Regions from separate parts of the Homo sapiens genome. Here region 2 is linked to region 1. Evidence: chromatin loops called from intact Hi-C (ENCODE). Cell type or tissue: gastrocnemius medialis. All regions are shown on one strand. Each heading gives the region's core, and the rest is flanking DNA. Links, peaks and the distances in the headings are about the cores only.

Region 1 (9,296 bases), core at 1,191-9,190:
CACATGCCTGTAGTCCTAGCTACTCAGGAGGCTGCAGCAGGAGAATTGTTTGAGCCCAGGAGTTCTGGGCTGTAGTATGCCAGGCCGATCAGGTGTCCACAAAAAGCTCAGCATCAGTATCCTGGGAATGGAGGACCACTAGGTTGTCTAGGGAGGAATGAACCAGCCCAGGCTGGAAATGGAGCAGGTTAAAACTTCCATGCTAGCCAGGTGCGGTGGCTCACCCCTGTAGTCTAGCACTTTGGGAGGCTGTCATGGGAGGATCCCTTGAGCCTAGGAGTTCGAGATGAGCCTGAGCAACATAGGGAGACCCTGTCTCTACGAAAAATTTTTAAAAATTAGCCAGGCATGGTAGTACACACCTGTATTCCTAGCTACTGGGGAGGCTGAGGCAGGAGGACCACTTGAGCCCAGGATTTCTGGGCTGTGGTATGCTATTCTGATCTGGTGTCTTCACTAAACTCAGCATCAATATGGTAATCTCCTGGGAGCAGGAGACCACCAGGTTTCCTAAGGAAGAGTGAACCAGCCCAGCTCAGAAACAGAGCAAATAAAAACTCCCATGCTGATCAGTAGTAGGATCGCTCCGTGAAAAGCCACTGCACTTCCAGCCAGGGTCACATAGCAAGACCCCACCTTAAAAAAAAAAAACAAACCCGAAAACCGGAGCTGGGGAAGGCCATGAAGGGAAGGTTCTCATGTGTGATGCCTGATAGCAAAACCCATCATGAGACTGCAAAAACTATAACCCTGTACAACGGCTATCATCACCAGAGTGATATAGTTTTTGCAGTCTCATCACCTTACACACAGAAAATACTTCTGTGAACACATCTACCCAGCAGCTGCTTGTCCAAATTTGGACTGATGCCACCTTTGTTATTAATCCTTGTAGCCAAGAATAATTACCTGAAAACAATTATGTAATTCTCATTTTTTCTTTAAAAACTTTTCTCAGCCGGGCACAGTGGTTCACACCTGTAATCCCAGCACTTTGGGAGGCTGAGGAAGGCGGATCACCTGAGGTCGGGAGTTCAAGACCAGTCTGACCAACATAGTGAAACCCCGTCTCTACTAAAAATACAAAATCAGCCGGGCGTGGTGGCGGGTGCCCGTAATCCCAGCCACTCAGGAGGCTGAGGCAGGAGAATCGCTTGAATCCAGGAGGCGGAGGGTGCAGTGAGCTGAGATCGCGCCATTGCACTCCAGCCTGGGCAACAAGAGCCAAACTCCATCTCAAAAACAAACAAACAGACAAACAAACAAACAAACAAACAAAAAACACCTTTGTCAGCCTGCTGCAATGGCTCATGTTTGTAATCCCAGCACTTTGGAAGGCCGAGACAGGAGAATTGCTTAAGCCCAGGAGTTTGGGACCAGTGTAAGGCAACATGGTTAAACCCCATCTCTACAAAAAATGCAAAAAAATTAGCCAGGCATGGTGGCACATGCCTGTAGTCCCAGCTACTCGAGGGGGCTGAAGTGGAAGGGTCACCCGAGTCCAGGAGGTGAAGGCTGCAGTTAGCCAGTATCACACCACTGCACTCCACCCTGGGCAACAGAGTGAGACCCTACCTTAAAAAACAACAACAACAAAACCCTTTTTCTCCCTTCGCCTCCCTGAATATACACAGTTTACTATGGCACACACATTCCCATTGCAGTACCCATTCCAAATAAATACCATTTTCTTTTAGTCTCCCTCTCTGTGACTTAGGATGGCATTCCCAATACTTCAGTACAAGTTCCTGGGGACTAACCCTCACTGGTCCAGACTGGATTATGGCATGATGTCTGCCCACTCTGAGTGGCTGGCTGGTTATACCTGGTTATGTGCCCACTCCAGGGCCCAGCGTTGGGGTCATCCACATGCAAACCATGTGTACTGAGAGTGGAGGAGGGATGGTTCCCCCAGAGAAAACTAAGGTGCTGCAACCTGATGCTGGGCAGGCAAAAGTGACAGGTGTCATTACACTTCCCTGTGGATACTCAATGTACCTCATACTTACACTAGCATATGCCTTCCATGCCTTTTTAAATTTTTTTAAAAATCTGTTTATGTAGAAATAGGGTCTTCCCATGATGCCCGGGCTGGTCTCAAACTCCTGGGCTCAAGCAATCTTCCCTCCTCAGCCTCCCAAAATGCTGGGATTACAGGTATGAGCCACCTCACCTGGCCTCTTTATTTATCAAATACTGTTTCTGGGCCAGGCACGGTGGCTTATGCCTGTAATCCCAGCACTTTGGGAGGTCGAGGTGGGTGGATCACCTGAGGTCAGGAGTTTGAGACCAGCCTGGCCAACATGGTGAAACCCCACCTCTACTAAAAATACAAAAATTAGCTGGGTGTGGTGGTACATACCTGTAATCCCAGCTACTTGGGAGGCTGAGGTAGGAGAATCACTTGAACCCGGGAGGCAGAGGTTGCAGTGAGCCAAGACTGTGCCACTGCACTCCAGCCCGGGCGATAGAGTGAGACTCTGTCTCAAAAAAAAAAAAAAAAAATCCTGTTTCTAGAGGCCCCTGCCTCAAGAGCAGAGGTAGGCATGCCTCTCAGGGTCACCACTGTGACCTTATTACATAATACCTGGCAGGCCTCCCATCTGAAATGTGTTGATGTTGTTTCAGCTGTTGCTATCATTTGTTCCATCTGTTTGTTCGGTCCAGATGACTTCTCTTTGGGCACTAGATATCCTCACCTCTTCCTCCTTCTCTTCTAGGGTAAATTATTATTATTATTACTATTATTATTATTATTATTTTGAGTCAAGGTCTCACTTTGTTGCCCAGGCTGGAGTGCAGTGGTGCCATCTCAGCTCACTGCAGCCTCCATCTCCCGGGGTTCAAGCGACCCTCCCACGTCAGCCTTCCGAGTAGCTGGGAGTACAGGCGCATGCCACCACGCCAGGCTAATTTTTGTATTTTTTGTAGAGATGGGGTTTTGCCATGTTGCCCAGGCTGGTCTTGAACTCCTGAGCTCAAGTGATCCACCCGCCTCGGTCTCCCAAAGTGCTGAGATAACAGGCGTGAGCCACCCGCACCCTGGGGTAAATTACTGATTCCCTAAACCAACTAGGAACATTGTCTTGCCTTTAATTTTGCTATTCCCTTTTCCTGCAGACAAAGCCACCAAATTCTTCATGTCAGATATCCCACCTGCCCACTTGGGCTTTTCAGGGAAGGCTGAAGTGATTGACAATAACAGACAGCAGTCTTCTGACTGCATTTGCTCTCCTTGACACCTGGCAAAAACAAGAATTGGTGGCTGCCAAGTGGCTAGTTCCAGGTGAATTTTACTGACAGTGTCAGGCAGGCCCAACAGCACAGGCAAGTGGAATACAAAAATTCCCTTTTCCTTCAAGAAGGACACAACTTTTTGGGTTTTCCTTCTTTGGCTTTTCCAGCTGACTCCTTTCTCCCTCTGGCCAATTTTACCCCATCCTCAGACAATCCCTACCCTCACTGCCGTTTTCCAAATTGCAATCTTCAGCCCCAGCATGTGCCTAGTCCAGCCCTTTCACCTGTCCTAGTCTAAATACTGTCTACTTCCATCAGGACCCTTCAACCCCATTTGAAAGGGACAGAACAACCTTTCCAGAACACCAAGTACAAACACACAAATCGCTTCTGCCTTAGTGATCCCTGGAGGCTAAACAATGGCTGAGAGCTATGGCTGCAAATGTTTTTGATCATCCACACATCAAACCCTTGTAACAACCCTCAGCATATGTATATTTGCTCATATTATACGCACATACTAACTTGAACTTTGTAAAACACACACAAAAATCAATTTTTTTTTTTTTGAGATGGGAGTCTCACTCTGTTGCCCAGGCTGGAGGAGAGTGGCGCGATCTCGGCTCACTGCAACCTCCCCCCACCCGGGGTTCAAGAGATTGTCCTGCCTCAGCCTCCCAAATAGCTGGGACTACAGGCGCCCACCACCACGCCCGGCTAATTTGTTTGTATTTTTAGTAGAGACGGGGTCTCACCGTGTTAGCCAGGATGGTCTCAATCTCCTGACCTCGTGATCCGCCCGCCTCGGCCTCCCAAAGTGCTAGGATTACAGGCATTAGCCACCGCACCCGGCCAAAAAAACTTTTTAAGCTGGGCATGGTGGCATGCTCCTGTAGTCCCAGCTACTTGGGATACTGAGGTGGGAAGATCGCTTGAGCCCAGGGGTTCGAGGCTGCAGTGATTATGATGGCACTACTGCATTCCAGCCTGGGTAACAGAGCGAGACCCTGTCTCTAAATAAATAAATAAAGTTTTAAAATAAATTTAAATGTCAATAAATTTATTAAAAGTATATTATTTGGCTGGGCACGGTGGCTCACACCTGTAATCCCAGCACTTAGGGAGGCTGAGGCGGGTGGATCGTTTGAGGTCACGAATTTGAGACCAGCCTGGCCAACATGGCAAACCCTGTCTCTACTAAAAAATATAAAAATTAGCCGGGTGGTAGTGGCGCACGCCTGTAATCCCAGCTACTCAGGAGGCTGAGGCAGGAGAATCGCTTGAATCCGGGAGGCGGAGGTTGCAGTCAGCCGAGCTTGTGCCACTGCACTCCAGCCTAGGCGACAGAGCGAGACCCTGTCTCAAAAATAAATAAATAAGTAATAAAAACAAATGTATATCATTCATTTGAAACATTAGAGACGTGGGTGGTTTTGTTCTGTTCTGTTTCCACATCTGCAACCATGCGTCTTGTGCACCTACCCGGGGCAAATACCTCCGACTCCATCACAGTCTTGACAAGAGGTTGAAGTGTGCAGATTGATTCCAGTTGCACCAATAAGCTTTGGGAACATATGATCCCCCCCCCCCCAACTCTGTACTGTCTTCTGTACTGCCTTCCGACCTTCTTTCTACACATTCCCATCATATTTTTCCCCAACTTTCTGCCTTCTTTCTCTTCCTTTACCACAAAGCCTCTGCACCTTGCTAGTGGCGCCAAAGTTTGGAAAAGCAGACAAGTCCACTTAATGTTCCACAGTATAGAAACTGGCCTACGCCGGGCGCAGTGGCTCACGCCTGTAATCCCAGAACTTTGCGAGGCCGAGGCGGGTGGCTCACGAGGTCAGGAGTTCGAGACCTACCTGGCCAACATGGTGAAACCCCGTCTCTACTAAAAATACAAAAATTAGCCGGGCGCGGGGGCGGACGCCTGTAATCTTAGCTACGCGGGAGGCTTAGAGAGGAGAATGGATTGAACCCGGGAGGCGGAGGTTGCAGGGAGGCGGAGGTTGCAGTGAGCCGAGATCGCGCCACTGCACTCCGGGCTGGGTGACAGAGCAAGACTCAGTCTCAGAAAATAAATACATAAAATAGAAATAGGCGCTCGGTCAATACTTGAACGAAAGGAGGAACTCCGCACAGAGCCTGGCGTCCAGGTCGGTCAAACTCAACCCTGGGGCCCCAGGGCTGGGCACCTTGAGCGGCAACGTGGCCAAAACCCTAACCCCGGGCACCCAGCCCTGCTAACGTCTAACCCTCTGTCCCATTGCCTTTAGAGGTCGCAGCGTAATCGGGAATGCCTGGGGCTCCCTCCCAGAGCGGGTCGCCCCAGCGATCACAACAGCTTCAGATGCGCTGCCAAGCGATTGGTCCAGGCAGCGCCAAGCGCCGACCAGCTCACCCGCACCGCGCCCGCGCCGGCGCGTCACTCCCAGAGACGTCACAACCGGTCGGAGCCCAGCGAGCAGCCGGAGTTGAGCTGGACGCTGAGGGGGGGGCGGGGCCCTGACGCGCGGGGCGGGGAAGGGAGGGGCTTCGGTGGGGCGGGGCCCTGACAGGCCGAGCTCGCGGGCGACTGCCGGCCAGGCAGACGCTGCAGCTAAGCTGCGCGGTGGCTGTGGCAGGTGAGAGCCTCCGGAAGGGAGGCGGCCTCTGGCCCCGACCCTGCTCCGCGATCGCCCACTCGGGCGCCCGGCCGGGCCTGGCAGGGAAGGGCCGCCGCCGCCGCCGCGCGTTTGCGAGGCCTGGCGGGGCCGCGGGGCCCAGGAATGGCGTAAGGGGCCCCCCCAGACTCCGAGACGGCCCGAGCGGGTCGCCGGCTGTGGGACGGCGGCGTGCCCTTCCTTTCCTCCCTCCCAGGTTCGCGCCCGAGCTCTGCTAGCCACCCGTCCGACAACTTCCGGACTCCCAGGTAGGGAGGAGCCCCTGTTAGCACTGCCAGTTACCCCGAACACTTGGCCGTTTTGGAAGGGCCGGGACTCCCTCCCCTGCCTTGTGGGTGCATCTGCTCAAACTCTGTCGGCCCCTCAAGCAGAAATGGTGTGGGATCTGGGCCAAACCCCTCTTGGAGTGACTCAGAGCCGCCAGCCCTACTGGAGGGATGGGGCATGGGGTGGATGGCCCCTAGCCTTTCCCTTCTGAGCTGGTTTGTATCACCCCGGTGGCTTCAGTCCTGGTGCCTTCATCTTAGCTCCTGTACTTTGCCTCTCCCACCCCACTGGTTTTCCTGCCTCCCTCTTCAGAGGTAAGACACATGGCTGGACCAAGGCCTCCAGGGTAAGTGACCCGAACTTCAAGCCAGCAGAGGCCATGTCATCCTAAGCTAGGGATAGGGGAGGCTCGCCGGGATGAGCCTTTGGCTTAACCTAACCTCTGCTCCCTACTTCTGCCTCACCCCAGTCTCAGATGACGGGAGGCCAATGCCAAAGACGGATAGGATCTATAGAGGCAGTCCTCTTCTAGGACTGGGACACAACAGTGCATGAGGCAACTGACAGGGGTGATGTAAAGCTGTTGTGTCTCCATCCTGGTTGCCCCAGTTCTAGCAGGTGATGTGACACTACGGTGGTCGCTGCCCAGATTGAGAAGTGGAAGGGGGTGTTGCTGGCCGCTAGAAACACTCATAATTCCACTGAGTTTGAGGCTCTGGTAGGGGCGCATGTGGGCATGGGAAGGAGCCCTGCACTCTGAGCACAGCCTCTCAGATGTAACGCAGTGGCTCTGGGAGGTCAAAGTCTCAGCCCAGTGGGAGCTCTGACAAAAGGAGGAGAAACCCCCCCAGTAGACATGTGGCTCTGTCTGATCCACTCCTGCCGCCCCTTCTGGCAACTTCCCTGGGGAGGGAGGACCTGCTTCCCAGCAGGACCTTCATCGAGTCACTGTAGGGGCAGGTAGAGTGGGCCAGGGAGCCACAGCTGAATGGCACTCAAGGGCCATCACTAGGCATTGCCTCTCCATTCCTGAGTGTGGGGCAAGGGTCCCTGCTGAGTTTTACTCTTAGCAGTGGGCTTCCAGATCCCCATGCTCCTGGGTTCTTGACTGCCTCCCTCTTCAGAGGTAAGACACATGGCTGGACCAAGGCCTCCAGGGTAAGTGACCCTCACCAGCTGCCTCTCTGTGTCCCTTACCTCCTCAGGGACAGCCCTGCCATCAAGGAAGACAGCACAGGACTGGGACCCACCCATGAACCCTTCTCAGGACAACCCAACAGCACCAGTGGGGATGTTCTCCTAAGCCGCAGAGGGCCTGGGCACGCCATCCGTCCTCCAGGAAGAGCCATGGTGTTAATGCAGGACAAGGGCAGCTCTCAGCAGTGGCCTGGTCTGGGGGGCGAGGGTGGTGGCACAGGTCCCTTAAGCATGCTCAGAGCTGCCCTGCTGCTCATCAGCCTGCCATGGGGGGCCCAAGGGACAGCCAGCACCAGCCTCAGCACTGCTGGGGGTCACACCGTGCCACCGACTGGGGGCCGCTACTTGAGCATTGGAGATGGCTCTGTGATGGAGTTTGAGTTTCCTGAGGACAGTGAGGGCATCATCGTGATCTCCAGCCAGTACCCAGGCCAGGCCAACAGGACGGCGCCTGGCCCCATGCTCAGGGTCACCTCCCTGGACACAGAGGTGCTGACCATCAAGAACGTGAGTGCTATAACCTGGGGAGGCGGGGGTGGCTTTGTGGTGAGCATCCACTCAGGCCTGGCTGGGCTGGCCCCACTCCACATCCAGCTCGTGGACGCCCATGAGGCCCCGCCCACACTGATTGAGGAGCGGAGAGACTTCTGCATCAAGGTCTCACCTGCTGAAGACACGCCTGCCACCCTCAGCGCCGACCTGGCCCACTTCTCGGAAAACCCAATCCTCTACCTGCTCCTGCCTCTTATCTTTGTCAACAAGTGTTCGTTTGGGTGCAAAGTGGAACTCGAGGTTCTGAAGGGGCTCATGCAGAGCCCCCAGCCCATGCTGCTGGGCCTCCTGGGCCAGTTTCTGGTCATGCCCTTGTACGCTTTCCTCATGGCCAAGGTCTTCATGCTGCCCAAGGCCCTGGCTCTGGGCCTCATCATCACCTGCTCGTCGCCTGGCGGCGGGGGGAGCTACCTCTTCAGCCTCCTTCTTGGAGGGGACGTCACCCTGGCCATCTCCATGACTTTCCTCTCTACGGTGGCTGCCACTGGCTTCTTGCCTCTGTCTTCGGCCATCTACAGCCGCCTGCTCAGCATCCATGAGACGCTCCACGTGCCCATCTCCAAGATCCTGGGGACCCTGCTGTTCATTGCCATCCCCATAGCCGTGGGCGTGCTGATCAAGTCCAAGCTCCCCAAGTTCTCCCAGCTGCTGCTGCAGGTCGTCAAGCCCTTCAGCTTTGTGCTCCTCCTGGGCGGCCTCTTCCTGGCCTATCGCATGGGGGTCTTCATCCTGGCAGGCATCCGGCTACCCATCGTACTGGTGGGTATCACGGTGCCCCTGGTTGGCCTGTTGGTGGGCTACTGCCTAGCCACGTGTCTGAAGCTGCCAGTGGCCCAGCGGCGGACGGTCAGCATTGAGGTAGGGGTGCAGAACAGCCTGCTGGCCTTGGCCATGCTGCAGCTATCCCTCCGCCGCCTTCAAGCTGACTATGCCTCCCAGGCCCCCTTCATTGTGGCGCTGAGCGGCACCTCCGAGATGCTGGCCTTGGTCATTGGCCACTTCATCTACAGCAGCCTGTTCCCAGTTCCCTGAGGCCTCTGGGTCAAGCTTTCATCAGCCCCAGCCCCCACACTCCACCAAAGTTCTCATGCACTATGCACTCAGAAAAATCCAGGCTTATTTTTTTTACTGATTTTTTATTCTCCAGCTTTCAGTGCCAAAGAGGCCATGCTGAGTTAGGTAGGTGGGCGCTGCCCAGAAAATATATTTCAATAAAAGAGAGAAGCAAGCTTGGGTCCCTTCTACTCTTTGCCCTTTGGGGCCTGGGCGTGGGGGTAGAAAGAGTGTGCTGGGTAAGTGTGGACCAGGGTGGAGGGCCAGCTTGGGTGACACGGTGACCCCTGCATAGGCTTTCCCTATCAGCCCTCCCCGGGGGTGTCC
Region 2 (8,740 bases), core at 1-8,000, 83 kb after region 1:
CTTCCTGTGAAGTCAGCAGAGCAGGAACCTCTAGGTGTGGCAACCAGGCTCCCAAATAGGGCTGAACGGTACACGCCCAGCCAGGGGCAAACCTGAAGCCAGGACACTGGGCTTCCAGTCCCTGGCCCAGAACTTCCTCACAGGATATCCTATGTCCAACCCCCAAATTTTTCCCAAGACTGTGGGGCCCTGGATGGTTTAGAGAACAGAGGGTTCTGGAGGCCTGACGTTAAAGGAGCTGTAAGATATGCCCTGTGGCCGTTCCTTGGTCCTGCTCCATGCCCAAGGCCCTCTCCAAATCATGCTCCCTCAGGGATGCTGCAGGAGCCACAAATCCAAGTCTCAGCCCTGGGGCAGAACGCCCGGAAACCGGAGTGCCAGGGCTCCATGAAAAGGCAGCGAGAAGGGGTTTGTTCTGACGAGGCTGGGCCCGTCCCGAATCCTCGCCTTTCCTCCCCCTGCCCAGCACACTGGCCCGGGTACCCCAGAGATGAGGGTCGTCCATGCAGGACTGGTGATTGGACACGGTGATGAGGGGCGTGGCCGGGCCTCGCTTCTCGATGAGCTCGTACAGCACCTCCCTGTTGTGCACGGTCAGGTGGTTCATGTACTCTGGCGGGGAAGGAGAAGTCAGGCGCTCCGGGCTCGCCCGCTAGGTCGGGGCCGCGGCGTCCCCCACCCTAAGTCCCACCTCCGGCCGGGCATGGGTACCCGGGCGGGCCTGCCTCGGCCTGGGCCCACTCACTGGTCCAGAAGCAGCTGTAGGTGCCCACCAAGCCCATGACGACGCTGCTGGCCAGGGTCCAGGTGAGCGGCGGCACCGCGGGGAACGGCCACTTCACGTGCAGAGGCATCCCCACCCGGCCCGCGGCCGGCGCTCCCAGCGCCCCGGGCCGGCCTGTGGGGCGCCTCTAGGTCTGCGACCTCGACCGCTCGAGACACTGGCCCCTGACTGGCCCGCGCACGGACGGACGGGGGCGCGGCGCAACAGGGGACTGGACCGAGGTCCCTTCGCAGGTCAGGCCGGAGCAGCGCCCGGCCCCGCTCTCTCGTCACTGGGGAGCGGTCGCCGGGGTCACAGGCCGTGGGCGCGCTGCGGAACGGGAGGAAACGGGAAGGCGGGCGCTGGCACCCCGGCCCGGTGCAACCGCCGGAAAGCGAACCTGCGCCGGTGCCCAGCCCGACCGACTGTCGCAAAGCGCGCACGGGCCGCTTGACGGCAGCGAGGCCAGCCCCGGGGCGGCGGGAAGTGGCCGTCACCCCGTGGGGCTCCCGCTTCCTGGCAGCCTCCTGCGCTCGCCTTTTGTCTCTCTAGTGTTTCTGTTTTTTGTTTGACACAGGGTCCAGCCAGACCCAGGCTGGAGTGCAGTGATGGGATCATGGCTCACTGCAGCCTCGATCTCCCAGACTCAAGCGATTCTCCTGCCTCAGCCTCCCGAGTAGCTGGGACCACAGGCGCCCGCCATCACACTCTGATCCACCCGCCTCGGCCTCCCAAAGTGTTGGGATGACAGCCGTGAGCCACCCCGCCCAGCCACATATACAATTTGACATAGTTACAGTACTACATGATACTATGTGTATGTAGCAATGTATAATCTACTGTATGGCAAAATATACAATATATACAGCAATATATACAAACATATTGTGTATCATATGTAATACAAGAAACAGTATTTTATACCATCTGATACAGTCACAATGTCAGCTACTACCTCTAGTTCTGAAACATATTCATGACCCGGAAAGAAAGCCCCCTATGCATTAAGCAGCCAGTTTTTTATTTTTATTTTATATTTATTTATTTATTATTATTTTTTTAGGAGTCTCGCTCTGTCGCCAGACTGGAGTGCAGTGGCACAATCTCGGCTCACTGCAACCTCCGCCTCCCGGGTTCAAGCTATTCTCCTGCCTCAGCCTCCTGAGTAGCTGGGACTACAGGCGCAGGTCGCCACGCCCGGCTAATTTTTTTTTTTTTTTGTATTTTAGTAGAGATGGGGTTTCACCATGTTGCCCAGGTTGGTCTCGAACTCCTGAGCTCAGGCAGTCCACCCACCTCAGCCTCCCAAAGTGCTAGGATTACAGGCATGGGCCACCGCACCCGGCAGTTTTTTATTTTTATTTTTATTTATTTTTATTTTTGAGACAGAGTCTTGCTCTGTTGCCCAGGCTGGAGTGCAGTGACGAGATCTCAGCTCATTGCAACCTCTGCCTCCCAGGTTCAAGCGATTCTTCTGTCTCAGCCTCCTGAGTAGCTGGGATTACAGGCGCAAGCCACCACACCTGGCTAATTTTTGTATTTTTAGTAGAGGCTGGGTTTCTTCATGTTGGTCAAGCTGGTCTCGAACTCCCGGCCTCAGGTGATCTGTCTGCCTCTCCTCCCAAAGTGTGAGTCATCCTACCTGGCCTGTTTTTTATTTTTAAACCATAATTTATTGATTTTTTTTTTTGAGATGGAGTCTCGCACTGTCGCCCGGGCTGGAGTGCGAGTGCAGTGGTGTGATCTCGGCTCACTGCAAGCTCCGCCTTCCAGGCTCAAGCAATTCTCCTGCCTCAGCCTCCTGAGTAGCTGGGATTACAGGCGCCCACCACCACGCCGGGCTAATTTTTTGTATTTTTAGTAGAAACGGGTTTCATTATGTTGGCCAGGCTGGTCTTGAACGCCTGACCTCGTATCCACCCGCCTCAGCCTCCCAAAGTGCTGGGATTACAGGCATGAGCCACCACGCCCAGCCCATAATTTATTGATTTTTTAAAATTTGTCCAGCCTTCTATTACCACGTCGAATCCATTAGCTACAGCCATCCCATGAGAAGCTGAGTGGATTCAGCCCCACCTCCTGCTCACAGACCCTGTCCGAGCACCTCATTTGTCCCAACAGCATTACTGCAGGACCCCCAGGACGTTGGACTGCCAGCTCCCTGGGTCTCCTCCTCTCTGGGGCAGATCCTCAGTCCTCCCTTGACTTCACGACTGTGGCCAGATCATGTGTGGACTGTCCCTCTCTTTGGGTCTCCAGAGCGCTTGCATCAAACACCCCTAACTCAGAAGTGTGCAGCCACACTGGGACTCAGAACCCAACAACAGGGACAGAAGACTCACGCCCTTGGGGTGCCCGGTCTCGTGGCATCAGGCATGACTTCCAGCTCCTGCGCCTTCCCCAGCAACTGCTGACTGGGGACCCAGACCGGGAGCTGAGCGACGGGCCTGGCGAGCGAAGCTCGGGGTCTCACTCAGGCACCAGCCCCTCCTTGCCCCAGGCTTGAGTGACTCACAGGTCTGTCATGTCCCGCTGGCCCGGGAAGGCGGGGTCTGGGTGGGAAGGTGGGCGGGCAGGTCAGCAGTTCCCAGGCCTGGTGCTGGTCCTCCTTGTTGGCGGCGAGGCGGAGACGGGGCGGGCCTGCCTGTTGGCAAGGGTGGGGCGTCCGGCCCAGCCAGGCCCTTCCTGGCCGGGTGGCTCAGGAACACAGCCTCTTCCTCTTTTTTTTCCCCTCCTAGCCCTATTCAGGCAGGAGCTGCTCTTCTGGGGTATCGCGATCCACTTAAGGATGAGGCAGACTTGGTGACAAGCTGGTCTGAGCAGGTATGGGAGCCCCCTGGGGAGACGGAAGAAGGGAGGAAGTTGCCTTCTGCCTGGGGAGGGTTTGAGAGGGAGAGGGAAGCCTAGGGCTCCCACCAAGGCTGATATTGACAGCCAGGGTTTGGGGCTGAAGCCAGGAACCGTCGCTCTCTCTGGTTCTTACTGGTAGCCCTCATGGGGGTCCCTGACGCCAGAGCCTCCAAGGCTGCATGTGCCAGCCCAGGGCTGCCCACATACCCATGTATATCCCAGAATAGGCACCAGGGTAGGGAACCCAAACTAGCATGAGTGACAGAGCAGGTGGTCAGGGAGAAACAGACATCAAACCCAGCCAGGAGAGAGACACCGCAACAGAGAGACAGAGAAGGGAAACCAGAGACGAGAGGGAAAGTGAGACAGAGACGGACAGAGCCTCAGAGAGGTAGGAAGTGAGCCCGAAGGGAAGGTGACAGGTTGATAGAGAAAAGCAGGCAGACAGAGCAGAGGAACTCATGCCTCAGGATGCAAAAGCCACATGGACAGGGCGTGGAGCAAGGAGCCGAGCCCTGCAAGGTCAGGTGAGTGTGAGACAAAGATAAACTGAGAGAGGGGGGCTCCAGCTGGTGAGATGAACAAGAAGGGCTCCCCAGTGGTGGCAGGGGCATGGGAAAGAGTCCCCATCACAGGTTGCAATGGGGATGATTTGGCCATATCTGAGACCTTTTAAAATGCACACACCCTTCACTGCCGGGAGTTTATCTTAAAGAGAACATCTCACAAGTGGGGAGACAGAGATGAACGAAGATGTTCCTGTAGTTGCTAATGGAGGCGAAAAGCACTGGGGTCTTGGAACAACATGGTGAAACCCCATCTCTCCAAACAAATTTTAAAAATTAGCTTGGTAGCCGGGCGCGGTGGCTCACACCTGTAATTCCAGCACTTTGGGAGGCTGAGGTGGGAGGATTACTTGAGGTCAGGAGTTTGAGACCAGCCTGGCCAACATGGTGAAACCCTGTCTCTACTAAAAGTACAAAAATTAGCCGGGTGTGGTGGCACGTGCCTGTAATCCTAGCTACTTGGGAGGCTGAGGCAGGATAATCTCTTGAGCCTGGGAGACGGAGGTTGCAGTGAACTGAGATCAAGCCACTGCACTCCAGCCTGGGAGACAGAGTGAGACTCCATCTCAAAAAAAGAAAAAAAAAATTAGCTTGGTGTGGCAGCATGCACCTGTAGTCCCATCTACTCGGAAGGCTGAGGTGAGAGCATCACTTGAGCCTGGAAGGTGGAGGTTGCAGTGAGCTGAGATCACATTACTGCCCTCCAGCCTGAGCAACAGAATGAGACTATCAAAAAAAAAAAAAAAAAAAAGGGGGGGGGCCGGGCGCGGTGGCTCACGCCTGTAGCCCCAACTACTCAGGAGGCTGAGGCAGGAGAATCACTTGAACCCGGAAGGCAGAGGTTGCAGTGAGCCAAGATCACGCCACTGCACTCCAGCCTGGTGACAGAGCAAGACTCCATCTCAAAAAAAAAAAAAAAAAAAAAAAAAAAGGTAGACTAGGCCAGGCGCAGTGGGTCAGGCCTATAATATCCCAGCACTGGCTGGGCGCAGTGGCTCACACCTGTAATCCCAGCACTTTGGGAGGCCAAGGCCGGCTGATCACCTGAAGTCAGGAGTTCGAGACCATCCTGGCCAAGATGGTGAAACCCTGTCTCTACTAAAAAATATAAAAATTAGCTGGGCGTGGTGGTGGGTGCCTGTAATCCCAGCTACTCGGGAGGCTGAGGCAGGGAGTTGCTTGAACCCAGGAGGCTGAGGTTGCAGTAAGCCGAGATCACGCCACTGCTCTCCAGTCTGGGCGACAGAGTGAGACTCTGTCTCAAAAAAAAAAAAAAAAAAAAAAAAAAAAAAAAAAAAAATCCCAGCACTTTGGGAGGCTGAGGTAGGAAGATCACTTGAGTCCAGCAGTTTGAGACCAGCCTGGGAAACATAGAATTCAGGAGGCTGCAGTGAGCTGTGATGGCACCATTGCACTCCAGTCTGGGCGACAGAGCAAGACTTTGTCCCAAATAAATAAACAATAAAAGAATAAGCTTGACCGCTTGTGCACTGTTGGCGAGAACGTAAAATGGTGCAGTCACCATGGAGACCAATATGACACTTCCTCAGAAAATTAAAACTAGAACTACCATATGATCCAGCAATTCCACTTCTGGGTATATACCCAAAAGAACTGAAAGCAGGGGCTGGGCGCTCTGGCTCACGCCTGTAATCCCAGCACTTTGAGAGGCCGAGGCGGGCAGATCACGAGGTCAAGAGATGCATGAGGCTGGGGCACCAGGGCTCATTCCTGCAATCCCAGCACTTTAGCAGGCTGAGGCAGGAGAATTGCTTGAGCCCAGGAGTTCAAGACCAGCCTGGGCAACATAGTGAGACCTTGTCTCTATTTAAAAAAAAAAAAAAAAAAAAAAAAGGACACGGTGGCTCACACCTGTAATCCCAGCACTTTGGGAGGCCAAGGTGGGCAGTTCACCTGAGGTCAGGAGTTCGAGACCAGCCTGACCAACATGAAGAAACCCCATCTCTACTAAAAATACAAAATTAGCTGGGCGTGGTGGAGCGTGCCTGTAGTCCCAGCTATTTGGGAGGCTGAGGCAGGAGAATCGCTTGAACCTGGGAGGCAGAGGTTGCAGTAAGCCGAGATCGCACCATTGCACTCCAGCCCGGGCAGCAAGAGCGAAACTCCGTCTCAAAAAAAAAAAAAAAAAACCAGATGGATGGATGAATGAATGAATGAACAAAATGTGGTCTACCCAGATGCCCAGACAATGGAATATGATTCAGCCATGAAAAGGAAAGAAATTCTACAGCCGGGTGCGGTGGCTCACGCCTGTAATCCCAGCATTTTGGGAGGCCGAGGCGGGCAGATCACGAGGTCAGGAGATCAAGACCATTCTGGCTAACATGGTGAAACCCCATCTCTACTAAAAATACAAAAAATTAGCCGGGCGTGTGGCAGGCACCTGTAGTCCCAGCTACTCGGGAGGCTGAGGCAGGAGAATGGCGTGAACCCAGGAGGCGGAGCTTGCAGTGAGCCGCGTTTGCGCCACTGCACTCCAGCCTGGGCGACAGAGTGAGACTCCGTCTCAAAAAAAAAAAAAAAATTCTGACATATGCTCCAACATGAATGACCCTTGAGGACATTTTGCTCAGTGAAATGAGCCAGTCACAAAAAGACAAATACTGTAGGATTTCACTTTTTTTTGAGACGGAGTCTTATTGTCGCCCAGGCTGGAGTGCAGTGGTGCGATCTTGGCTTGATCTTCACAGAGCAAGACTCTGTCTCAAAAACAATTTTTTTTTTTGGAGACAGAGTCTCACTCTGTCACCCAGGCTGGAGTGCAGTGGTATGATCTCGGGAGGTCACTGGGAGGCTGGTGCTGGGCAGCAGCTAGTGCCACTTTCTCTGTTCCATATTTCAGCGCTTCCAGAGCCAGAACTGAGCCCAGTGAGAGCGCACCCTGGGGCAGCCTGGATTCCTGGGGTGTCCCCGGCAGCCACACACAGCCATGCACTACCCAACTGCACTCCTCTTCCTCATCCTGGCCAATGGGGCCCAGGCCTTTCGCATCTGCGCCTTCAATGCCCAGCGGCTGACACTGGCCAAGGTGGCCAGGGAGCAGGTGATGGACACCTTAGTTCGGGTAAGTTCATCACTTCAGGGAAGCCGTGCCCCTAACCACCATGAGCCAAAGCCCCCATCCCTGCCTGACCAGGGGTATGTTCTAGAGAAGAGGGGAGAAGAAGAGGTGTGGCACGGAGATGCAGCGCAGGCGCTTGCCTGCTGCTGGCCTCAGTCTCCTCCTCTGTGAAACAGGTGACATGTGGGTGGGATGAGTCTTTTCCTGGGGCATTTCCAGTCCCACTGCTTTCTGTGGGCTGCAGTCAGTGAGCCTTAACACTCTGGGCCACAACAGTGCCAGTCCCCTGGGCCCACTGCCTCCTCTCAGGGCAGTTGGCACTGAGTCAGGCTGGCCTTCCTGATGTCCCACAGATACTGGCTCGCTGTGACATCATGGTGCTGCAGGAGGTGGTGGACTCTTCCGGCAGCGCCATCCCGCTCCTGCTTCGAGAACTCAATCGGTGAGGAAGATTCTGTGGGTCTAATCAGGGGCACACCCAGAGGCTTGAGGCCCTGACCCCGCCTCCCCTTTTCTTGGCAGATTTGATGGCTCTGGGCCCTACAGCACCCTGAGCAGCCCCCAGCTGGGGCGCAGCACCTACATGGAGACGTATGTGTACTTCTATCGGTGAGCACGGAGCTGGCAGCGCAGCAGGGTGGGGGGCGGTCCTTGGCCCTAATGTGAGGTAGGCTCATTAGTCCCCGGGGCCACAGGCCCCCCATCCTGGGACAGCCTCACCTGCTTTGCATGCTTTCTCTTCTCAACACCTTTTATTCTGGGCTCTTCCCATCCTCGACCCCCGCCAGAGTGTCCATAGAGCAGGAGGCCTTCCTTCTATAAGCACAAATGTGGGGTCCCTCCTCCTCTCTCCTGTGGGAGCTGCTGGGGCTCAGGGTGTGGCTGGCCCCCTCTATGAAAGTGGCCAGCAAGGGCTGCAGCTCCTGGGAAGAGGCTCCGTGGGGACCACTTATGGGCCTTGGGTAGACCCGATCTTCTAAGTCCCTGGGAGGACAGGCTGGCAGGGAGCCCTTTGGAGTCAGGATCCAGAGGGCAAGGGAGGCTGCAGGGAAGGAGAACTGATTCTCTATATAAATAAAATGATATGACATCTGGTATGCGCTCCAAAATTACTGGGTAGGCAGGGTACAGTGGCTCATGCCTGTAATCCCAACGCTTTGGGAGGCTGAAGCAGCAGGATCACTTGAACCCAAGAGTTCAAGGCTGCAGTGAGCTATGATTGTGCCAGTGCACTGCAGCCTGAGCAACAGAGTGAGACCATGTCTCAAAAAAAAAAAAAAAAAAAAAAAGAATGACATCAAAGTGTCCAAATGTCAAAATGTACTATACCCAGTCCGTGGAATATTATTCAGCCAGAAAGAGGAATGAAGCACAGACGTGCCACAGCATATGGACGAACGCAGAAAACATTGATGAGCTGATTTCATTCATATGAAATATCCAGAATAGGCAAATGTACAAGATAGAGAACAGATTAAT

What was found. A loop is a pair of places that touch in the nucleus more often than their neighbours do. Peaks named below come from ENCODE experiments on the same cell type or tissue, not always from the same donor. Only the 100,000 strongest peaks of a DNase experiment are listed, where the experiment ranks them.
Region 2: a loop joins it to region 1, with 4 times the contacts of the local background. A loop is called at or near these places in 17 of 110 quality-filtered maps.

What each region holds. Positions count from the first base shown.
Region 1 is chrX:154,487,159-154,496,454 of GRCh38, reverse strand. SLC10A3 (solute carrier family 10 member 3) reads left to right here and starts at 5,826. Exons shown (of 2, transcript NM_019848.5): 1 at 5,826-6,148; 2 at 7,373-9,144. The coding sequence starts at 7,515. The coding sequence ends at 8,948. It also overlaps the pseudogene RN7SL697P. RefSeq lists a silencer at 5,594-6,103 and an enhancer at 9,237-9,296. In gastrocnemius medialis, for the core only: no CTCF peak of the experiment used is centred there; DNase peaks (open chromatin) are centred at 5,674, 6,188 and 6,778; H3K4me3 peaks cover 1,832 bases; H3K27ac peaks cover 2,060 bases.
Region 2 is chrX:154,403,958-154,412,697 of GRCh38, reverse strand. It overlaps DNASE1L1 (deoxyribonuclease 1 like 1), which reads left to right and starts at 3,444. Exons shown (of 8, transcript NM_001303620.2): 1 at 3,444-3,586; 2 at 7,043-7,264; 3 at 7,615-7,703; 4 at 7,784-7,870. The coding sequence starts at 7,130. It overlaps TAFAZZIN (tafazzin, phospholipid-lysophospholipid transacylase), which reads right to left and starts at 1,159. Exons shown (of 11, transcript NM_000116.5): 1 at 746-1,159; 2 at 484-612. The coding sequence starts at 854. RefSeq lists a silencer at 633-1,172. In gastrocnemius medialis, for the core only: no CTCF peak of the experiment used is centred there; DNase peaks (open chromatin) are centred at 567, 1,197, 3,327 and 3,877; H3K4me3 peaks cover 3,032 bases; H3K27ac peaks cover 4,907 bases.